Linked DNA regions of Homo sapiens: region 2 is linked to region 1. A link is an interaction called in ENCODE POLR2A ChIA-PET data of the cell type or tissue named here. Cell type or tissue: PC-9. All regions are shown on one strand. Links, peaks and the distances in the headings refer to the core of each region. The heading gives the core; the rest is flanking DNA.

Region 1 (4,403 bases), core at 291-4,290:
ATTTAAGATCCCAATCTCTAGGATTGCCTGCGGTGGAGCTCTGCACTCATCAGTATGACAGGTCTGCAAGTATGTGCTCAGATATGCTCTTGGAGAGTTAGAAGGGAAATATAATCAGCACAAGAAAGGGATCAACAAGAAATCTTGTACTTTTAAATTTTAATATTATCAGAAGGAATTAGGTAAAATATTCTGTTAAGAAAATGAATAGCATCAACATTATTACCATTAAGCTTGTATACAGCTCATTGTTTATTGATAACAACATAGGGACCTGCTGGAAAATTTCAAAGGGCTAGTACTATTTAAGCAAACAGAAGAAAAAGGGAATTAATCATACTTCATTAAGTACCTTATAATTCCAGAAATGTGGCAGTGGGAATTCGGTAAGAATTAATAGAAGTTCATATTCAAGAAGTGAATATGAGCTGATGAGACAGAAGTCATATCTGGTTGTATTATATGATACTGCTTACGCCTCACCAATTAAGACACAGGATGAGATTTTTAAAAGTTACGTTTCTAGAGGTTATGTCTCTAAATTTATTTAAAATGTTGCAACTAGTATGGCTAGAAGAAAATCAGTGAGTGTGTATAAAATACATCCCCAAACATGTTCATGTTCCTTAAATGTCTTAATTTCCTCAGGTACTGTTAATTGAATCTTTACACCTGAGTAGTCATATTTTAGAAATTTTTGGAATCTTAAGCTTGAGTTCAATACTTAGGATGTGGCATAGGCTTGTTGATGTATTAGTTTCCAATGATTTCCAAATACATTAAAACACATTAAGAATAGACAGTTTTTCATTGAAATCAGAGAGAACTTCTAAGAATGCCTAGGCATGTACTGTTTAAGTGACTTTAAATAGCCCCCTTTTTTCTTCTTTTGAGAGAAAATTTGTATGTCTTATTTAAATTGTGTGCTCTATTAATGTAGGTGATAGTTTCATTTATAACATCTTAGTATTGTTCTACCCTCTATCATGTTGGTTCACTGCTATTTGATTTTCAAACAGTGAAAATATTTTTAAGGAATAGAATTATACATCCACAATCTCTTTTCCAAAACCATTTGGACTAGACAGTTATGTTAATATTTCTGCAGTTAAACAAGTGAATAGGCCGGGCGTGGTGGCTCACGCCTGTAATCCCAGCACTTTGGGAGGCCGAGGCAGGTGGATCACTTGAGGTCAGGAGTTCAAGACCAGCCTGGCCAACATGGTGAAACCCCGTTTCTACTAAAGTACAAAGAAATTAGCCGGGTGTGGTGGCATGCACCTGTAATCCCAGCTACTTGGGAGGCTGAGGCAGGAGAATCGCTTGAACCAGGGAGGGGGAGATTGCAGTGAGCTGTGATTCCACCGTTGCACTGCAGCCTGGGTGACAGAGTGAGACTATCTCAAAAAAAAAACAAAATCATACCAAGTGGTATAAAGACTATAAATAGCCTTATGTCAGTGCAGGTCAGACTTTACTGCCAGAAAAGTTGCATACAGTCTTTTGCTTTTCAGAGCTTTTTTGATTTAGGAATTGCAGATATGGAATTGAGGATCTGTACAAATCTTCAGACATAAATAATACAAAGTTCTAGAACACCCCTCTTTAAGAATAGTTTGTGTGGATATCCTTTATCTTTTTCAGATAATAACATTTACTGAACACATTTTTAAAAATGGGCCGGGCGCGGTGGCTTATGCCCATAATTCCAGCACTTTAGGAGGCCAAGGTGGGCGGATCACCTGAGGTAAGGAGTTTGAGACCAGCCTGGCCAACATGGTGAAACCTTGTCTCTACTATAAATACAAAAAAAAAAAAAAATTAGCAGGGCATGGTGGCACATCTGTAATCCCAGCTACTCGGGATGCTGAGGCACGAGAATCGCTTGAGCCCAGGAGGGAGAGGTTGCAGCTAGCTGAGATCGTGCCACTGCACTCCAGCCTGGGCAACAGAGCGAGACTCAGTCTCAAATAAAAAAAAAAAAAAAAAGTTGTACAGTTGTGTTTCCTACTATAGTGAGTGAAATTTCTGTGGTTTGCTAAGAAAAAGAAAAGAGATTCACATGACATAGTAGGCTTTACCAAGATTATTAAGGAAATGGTGGCAAGGTAGTGGTTTCGGATCCTTTGTTTCATTAGAAGGAAGGATGAGGTAAGTTGAAATAGAGGGTTTATGTAATTGTTCTTTGCAGTTGCTTTCTTCAGTAGCACAAAGTGATTTGATCACCTTTTAAGTAGGTGAACCACAAAAAAGCATTCAACTAATGACAGTTAATTCAGAAAAACTTCAGCTGTTTGCTCCCTTGTCCCTCCCTATTGGAAAAACTTTTAACTAACTAGAGAGTTGTTTGGTCTTGTTAACCAGGAGGAGGAGTTTGAAGTGTGCTAAGGGCACTGCTAAAATTGCTTCACCCTATCTTGGTAGAGGGATAATTGCTGTCTGATGTTTGTAAAAACACCTTTCTTCCCAAAGGCTGTCAAGTACTTCTTAAGGCTAGCATGTAGAAAACCCTTTTGCAAATTTCATGTAGTTTATTTTATAGTGAGAGGGCAGCCCATCAAGAAGTAATGTGGTTCACAAGTAGAAGGGAAAAGAGAAGTCTTGAGGCCCAGTGCAGTGGTGTTAGTGAGTATACAGTAAACAAAAGAAATAAAAATTGAACCCTTAAAGGCATAAAAACATTTCATTTGCTAGACTATGATACAGAAGTTATCACTTTCCTAATCTCTACAGCTGGGTTCAGATATGAGCTGTCTGAATTTTACCTTCCCTTACCAGGTGTTAGTAACATCAATTAATTGTCTTTGTTGGCTTTGCTCATAAGGGTTCAGTTTAGATCCTGATTGTATTTTTACCCCTCCATAAATTATCTTCAACATTGCTCGAGTTCCATTCACATTGTGTCACTTGTAGCAGACTTTCTAAAAGTACCCCTTACCTCCATCCCTGAGTCTAAGGGATTGGTAATACTTATAGATATTGATTGAGAGAGTGAAAATTTAGTGAGGGGAAAACATTCAACATAGATAAGATAACAAAATTCGGAAGAGTAGTCTGAAAAGTTAAAATGAAACCTTAAAGTCAATAGTTTTTGATATTTTTCAAAGCAATCCTTTAGGTTTTCTCATTGAAGAAACTGGCTCAGGAAGTTTAGCTTATTCCCAAAATTGGAGACAGACTCCACAGTTTGTCAGGATTGGAACTCTTAACCTCAGATTCCTTAGCCTCCTGATTTAGCTTCTAGATCTTGCTGCCTTCCCTTAGGGAGATGGCCTCTCAAAGCTGAAGGTCAGGAAAACTCGACAGTGAGAAATACCAGATTGTTAGTTTCACAGTCTTTTAAGGGAAATGCTGGAAATACCATTACCTAGGTAACAGAAAACAAAAATGGACAAAACATCCATAAAGTAGGAGGATGAAAATAATTTCATAGTAATCCTTAAGAGATAGACCAGAGGACAGATGAGATTTTTTTTTTCATATTTTTCCTAAGCTTATTATGCATACTTTTTTTGGTGCTGTGATTGGAAGTGATGTCTGAAGGAAATTTGAATTTCATATATGATGCTTAGAACCCTGAATAATACCTAATAACTTTGTACCTTCCACTTGAATTTCTAACCTCTGATTCCTGTCATTAAAAATTAATACCCTTTTTCTGATTATGAATATAATTTGTGCTTAACATAAAGAATTAGAATTTTAGGAAAAGCCAAAATTAAAATCATTTGTAATTCTACCTCTTAGAGATAACTATCATTTTTTTTTAAATATTATATTTTAGAGACGGGGTCTCATTCTGTTGCCAAGGTTGGAGTGCAGTGGCGCAATCATAGCTCATGCCCAGGTTGGAGTGCAGTGGCGCAATCATAGCTTACATATTATCCATTGCCTGGGTTCAGGGGATCCTTCCACCTCAGCCTCCCGAATAACTGGGACTACAGGAGTGTGCTACCACACCTGGCTGAGATAATTATTCTTTTAATATTTTATTGTGTTTTATTCCAGTCTTTTTTGTGTACAGATTTTTTTGTATTAATACATATTTGGTATCAAACTGCATATATTTTACATTCTACTTTTTTTCTCTTAAGTGTATTTTCTCATGTTATTGAAAACATTAACACATTTTTTTAAATATGTTATTTATTTTAAAAAATAGGTAATATATTCCTTTGTTCCAAAATTCAGAGTATAAAAAGATATTCCATGAGCTCTCTCTTACTCTTCCTCCCTGCCTCTACAACTTGCCATCTGGCAGGCATGGTCCCTCTTCCCAATCAATAAATACTTGAAATTGTTATGTATCTTTCCATACCTATTCCACGTGCATAGAAGCAAATGTAGAGATAGATAGATATGTAAAAATCCTGCCATAAGTGGGATCCAAGAAATCTAGTTTA
Region 2 (4,403 bases), core at 337-4,336, 150 kb after region 1:
CTGATGCAAGAAAATCCTGAAATCAAAATCTACCATCTGATTGGATAATCCAGAAATCAAGTGACCATCTTTAACACCTTGCTTTCCCTGTCACTAAATCCAGTTCGTCAGCAATTCTTATTCTTTTTGCCACCTAAATATTTCTCTATTACAACCTTCGTTTATCTCTCCCCCGACTATATTGGTCTCAATCTACCAGTAACTGGTAAACCTTGCCTGGATTACCGTAGCAGCCTCTGTATTCATTTTCTAGGACTGCTGTAAGAAATTACCACAAAGAGGTAGCTTAAAGCAATAGAAATTTATTCTCTCTCAGTTCAGGAGGCTAGAAGCTTAAAATCTAGGTGTCAGCAGGGTTGGTTCTTTCTCAAGACTCTGAGGGAAAATCTGTTTCATGCCTCTCTCCTTGTTTCTGGTGGTTGCTGACAGTCTTTGGTGTTTCTTGGCATTCAGCTTCATCACCTTAATTTCTGTCTCCGGTGTCACATGGCTGCCTTATTTGTGTGTCTCTTCTGTGACTTCAAATTTTTCTTTTATTATAATGATTTGGGTGATTAGATTTCAGACTCACCGTACTCCAATATGACTTTACCTTAACTTAATTACGTCTGCAATGACCCATATTTTCAAATAGGGTCACAATCGCAGATACCAAGGGCCATAACTTTAACATACTTTTGGGGGGCATACAATTCAACCTGTTACAGCTTCTAAGCAAAAGTGTCCCTATATTTGAGATTTTTTTGAGTCAATTGTCTGTATGTAGTTTCACTCGTGTCAGTGTGAAGAGACCACCAAACAGGCTTTGTGTGAACAATAAGGCTGTTTATTTCACCTGGGTGCAGGCGGGTGAGTCCGAAAGAGAGTCAGTGAAGGGAGATAGGGGTGGGGCTGTTTTATAAGATTTGGGTAGGTAAAGGAAAATTACAGTCAAAGGGGTTGTTCTCTGGCGGGCATGGGTGGGGGTCACAAGGTGCTCATTGGGGGAGCTTTCTGAGCCAGGATGAGCCAGGGAAAGGAATTTCACAAGGTAATGTCATCAGTTAAGGCAAGGACCTTCCATTTTCACTTCTTTTATGGTGGAATGTCATCAGTTAAGGCAGGAACAGGCCATTTTCACTTCTTTTGTGATTCTTCACTTGCTTCGGGCCATCTGGTCACAGGGGATATGATGGCTTAGCTTGGGCTCAGAGGCCTGACTTGTAGCCAGAATGATCTTTCAAAGAGACAAATCCGATCCTGTAAGTCTTCTATTCAAAACTATCCAATGGTTGTCCATTCTTTTTGAAATTAGGCTTAAAATTTATAACACACTCTGGCCTCTGCTTCTCAAGCTTTACTTGGAGCCATTCGTCTCCATCATATTTCTGCTCCAATGACTGGCCTACTTTCAGTTCCCAGAATGTGCCATGTTCCTTTTCACCTCAAGTCAAATGCTGTTGTCTCTGTGTGAGATCTTTTGCTGCTCCTTCTTCCCCATCATTTTATTCTTCTGGGTAATGTCTATTTATCCTTCAGAGCTCAATTCAAATGTCACTTTCTTAGAGAAATGTGCCCTGATCCCCAAAACTAGATTAAGTCTCCCCATATTATATACTCATAATATTTTGTACGTTTCATATATCATAACTGTAATTACATGCACAGGGTCTTTAAAAGTTAATGTCTGGATTATGTCAACTTTTGGCATTGCAGTCTATCTGCTGATCCATTTCTCAGTGAAATTATTGAAACTTATAAAGAAAACAGTTATTTTAAAGCCTTTGGAAATGGTCATAAAGGCATACAATAAATGAAGAAAAACCTACAAAAGTTCAAGAAAACTTAGAAAAATATGCTAAGAAAAAGCAAGAGTCTGTAATACTTGAAACTGCTCCTGACCTCCCACTACTGAGCTCACTGAGACTGTTGCAACCAAATCTTGGCAACCAAGCCAAGAACACAAGGCTCCATCTTTCCTCAGCTCCTTGTTGGAATTCTTTCTTCTCAGGAATACAGAAGGAGAGGAGAGAGAGAAAGAAACAGAAAAATATTCAAAGAAACAGTAGCAGAGAACTCCCCCAATTTATTGAAAAACAATAAGCTGCACAGCCAGAAAGCTCAGTGAACTCCAAGTAGGATAAACACAAAGAAATTCATAGGCACATAATAATAAAAATACTGTCAGTCAAGTACAAGGAGAAAATCTTGAAATCAGCTACAGAAAAACCACTCATTATTTACAAGGAAGCTCCAGTGAGATTAACATCTTCTCTGTGGGGGAAAAAAAAAGGAAGCCAGGAGACAATAGGATAACATACTGAAAGTACTCCGGAAAAAATCCAAAAAAACCCAAAAAAACTGTCAACCAAACATCTTATGTCTAACAAAGCTATCTTTGTTGAGATATAAGCAAAATCAGAATGATATAAAGATATTTCCAGAGAAACAAAAACTGAGACAAATTGTCACCAGCAGACTTGCCGTAGAGGAAATACTAAAGGAAGTTCTTCAGGCTGAAAGCAAGTAACTCCAGACAGTAATTCAAATCCAAATGAAAAAAAACAAAGAGCTCCAGTAAAGCTAATTATGTAATTTTAAAAGATAGTATAAATGCTTATTTTCTCCTTTCTTTTTCTAATTGAAAAAGCAATTGCATAAAATAATATGTATATTATTATTGTTGGGCTCATAACATATAGAAACGTAATATATCATAGTATATTTGCTAATTACGCACGAAAGACATGGGTGGGAATAAAGCTGTATTGGACTAAAGCAATGATTGTAAAGTAATTATAGCAATGTATTAATATTATTGGGTTTATAATATTAATACATGTAATATCTATAACAATAAAGTGGAGAAAGAGAATAGAGCTGTATGGGAGTAAAATTTCTATATCCCACTGCAATTAAATTAGAACAAATCTGAAGATGATTCTAGTGAGATATGTATGGTAAGCCATAGAGAAACGAGGAAACAATAGCTTTTTTAAAAAATGAAAAATAACTTTATTTAAATGTATTAGAAAATATTCACTTAATGCAAAAGAAAGCAGTAAAAGAAAAATAGAAGAACAACAACAAAACAAGAGATAAATAGAAAACAAAAGGTAAAATAGTAGATATAAATTCAGTTATGTCAATAACAACATGAAATGTGAAAGGATTACACAATCCAATCAAAAGCGCTTGTGAGACTGGATTAAAAATAAGAATCAACTATACGTTTTCTACAGGAGACACACTTTAAGAAATGCAAATAGGTTGTAAGTAAAAGGATGGAAAAACATGTATCATACAAGGAGCAACAACAAGAAGGCTGAAGTGGCTATACTAACATCAGAGAAAATAGACTAAACAGTAACAACAAAGGAATCCTCTTATTAGAAATAGAGGGGCATCCTCAATAAAATACTAGCAAATTGAATCCAGCAACATCTAAGTATTATAAACTATGACCATGTGGGATGTATCCCAGGAATGCTAGGTTGTTTGAACATAAGAAAATCAATGACGGTAATATATCATATTAATAGAATAAAGGAAAAAAACATGATTCTTCCAATAAACACAGAAAGAGCATTCGATGAGATTCAACACCTTTCATGATAAAAAACACTCAACAAGTAAATGGGAACTTTCTCAGCCTGATAAAGGCCATCAACAAACATCTACAGCTAATATCATACTTAATGAGGAAACATTAGATACTTTCCTCCTAATGTGAAAAAGATAAGGATGTTTGCTCTCACTACTTCTATTCAACATCTTCTTGGAAATTCTAACCAGGGCAATTAGGCAACATAAAGAAATAAAAAGCAACCAGATTGTAAACCAACAAGTAAAACTATTTCTGTTTGCAAGTGATATGTTCACATGTATGTAATCCTAAGAAATCCACTAAAATATACAGTAAATATATAACTTCACCTTGATTATGGGATACAAAATCAATGTATAGAAAAATCAGTGTTTTTGTTTTTGTTTGAGACAGAGTCTTGCTCTGTCGCCCAGGCTGGAGTGCTGTGGCATGATCTCGGCTCATTGCAACCTCCGCCTCCTGGGTTCAAGCAATTCTCCTGACTCAGCCTCCCGAGTAGCTGGGACTACAAGCATACGCCACCATGCCCTGCTAAAGTTTTGTATTTTAGTAGAGATGGGGTTTCACCGTGTTGCCCAGGCTGGTCTCAAACTCCTGATCTCAGGTGATCCACCTGCCTCAGCCTCCCAAAGTGCTAGGATTACAGGCATGAGCCACTGCGCCTGGCCCAATGGTATTTTTATATACTTGCAATGAATAATCCAAAAATTTAAGATAATTTTATTCATAAAACATCAAAAAGAATAAGATACTTAGGAATTTAATAAAAGAAGTGCAAAACCTTTGAAAACCACAAAACACTATTGAAAGAAATTAA

Evidence for each region. ChIA-PET counts read pairs that join two places held together with the same protein. Peaks named below come from ENCODE experiments on the same cell type or tissue, not always from the same donor. Only the 100,000 strongest peaks of a DNase experiment are listed, where the experiment ranks them.
Region 2: POLR2A ChIA-PET joins it to region 1 with 6 read pairs; 5 of 35 experiments call an interaction of 5 or more read pairs at or near these places.

What each region holds. Positions count from the first base shown.
Region 1 is chr1:178,098,556-178,102,958 of GRCh38, forward strand. All of the region lies in intron 1 of RASAL2 (RAS protein activator like 2), which reads left to right. Among named protein-coding and RNA genes, the nearest start is that of RASAL2, 6.7 kb to the left of the region's middle. In PC-9, for the core only: no CTCF peak of the experiment used is centred there; no DNase peak of the experiment used is centred there; H3K27ac peaks cover 329 bases.
Region 2 is chr1:178,252,720-178,257,122 of GRCh38, forward strand. The region is part of intron 1 of RASAL2 (RAS protein activator like 2); the gene reads left to right. Among named protein-coding and RNA genes, the nearest start is that of RASAL2, 160 kb to the left of the region's middle. In PC-9, for the core only: no CTCF peak of the experiment used is centred there; no DNase peak of the experiment used is centred there.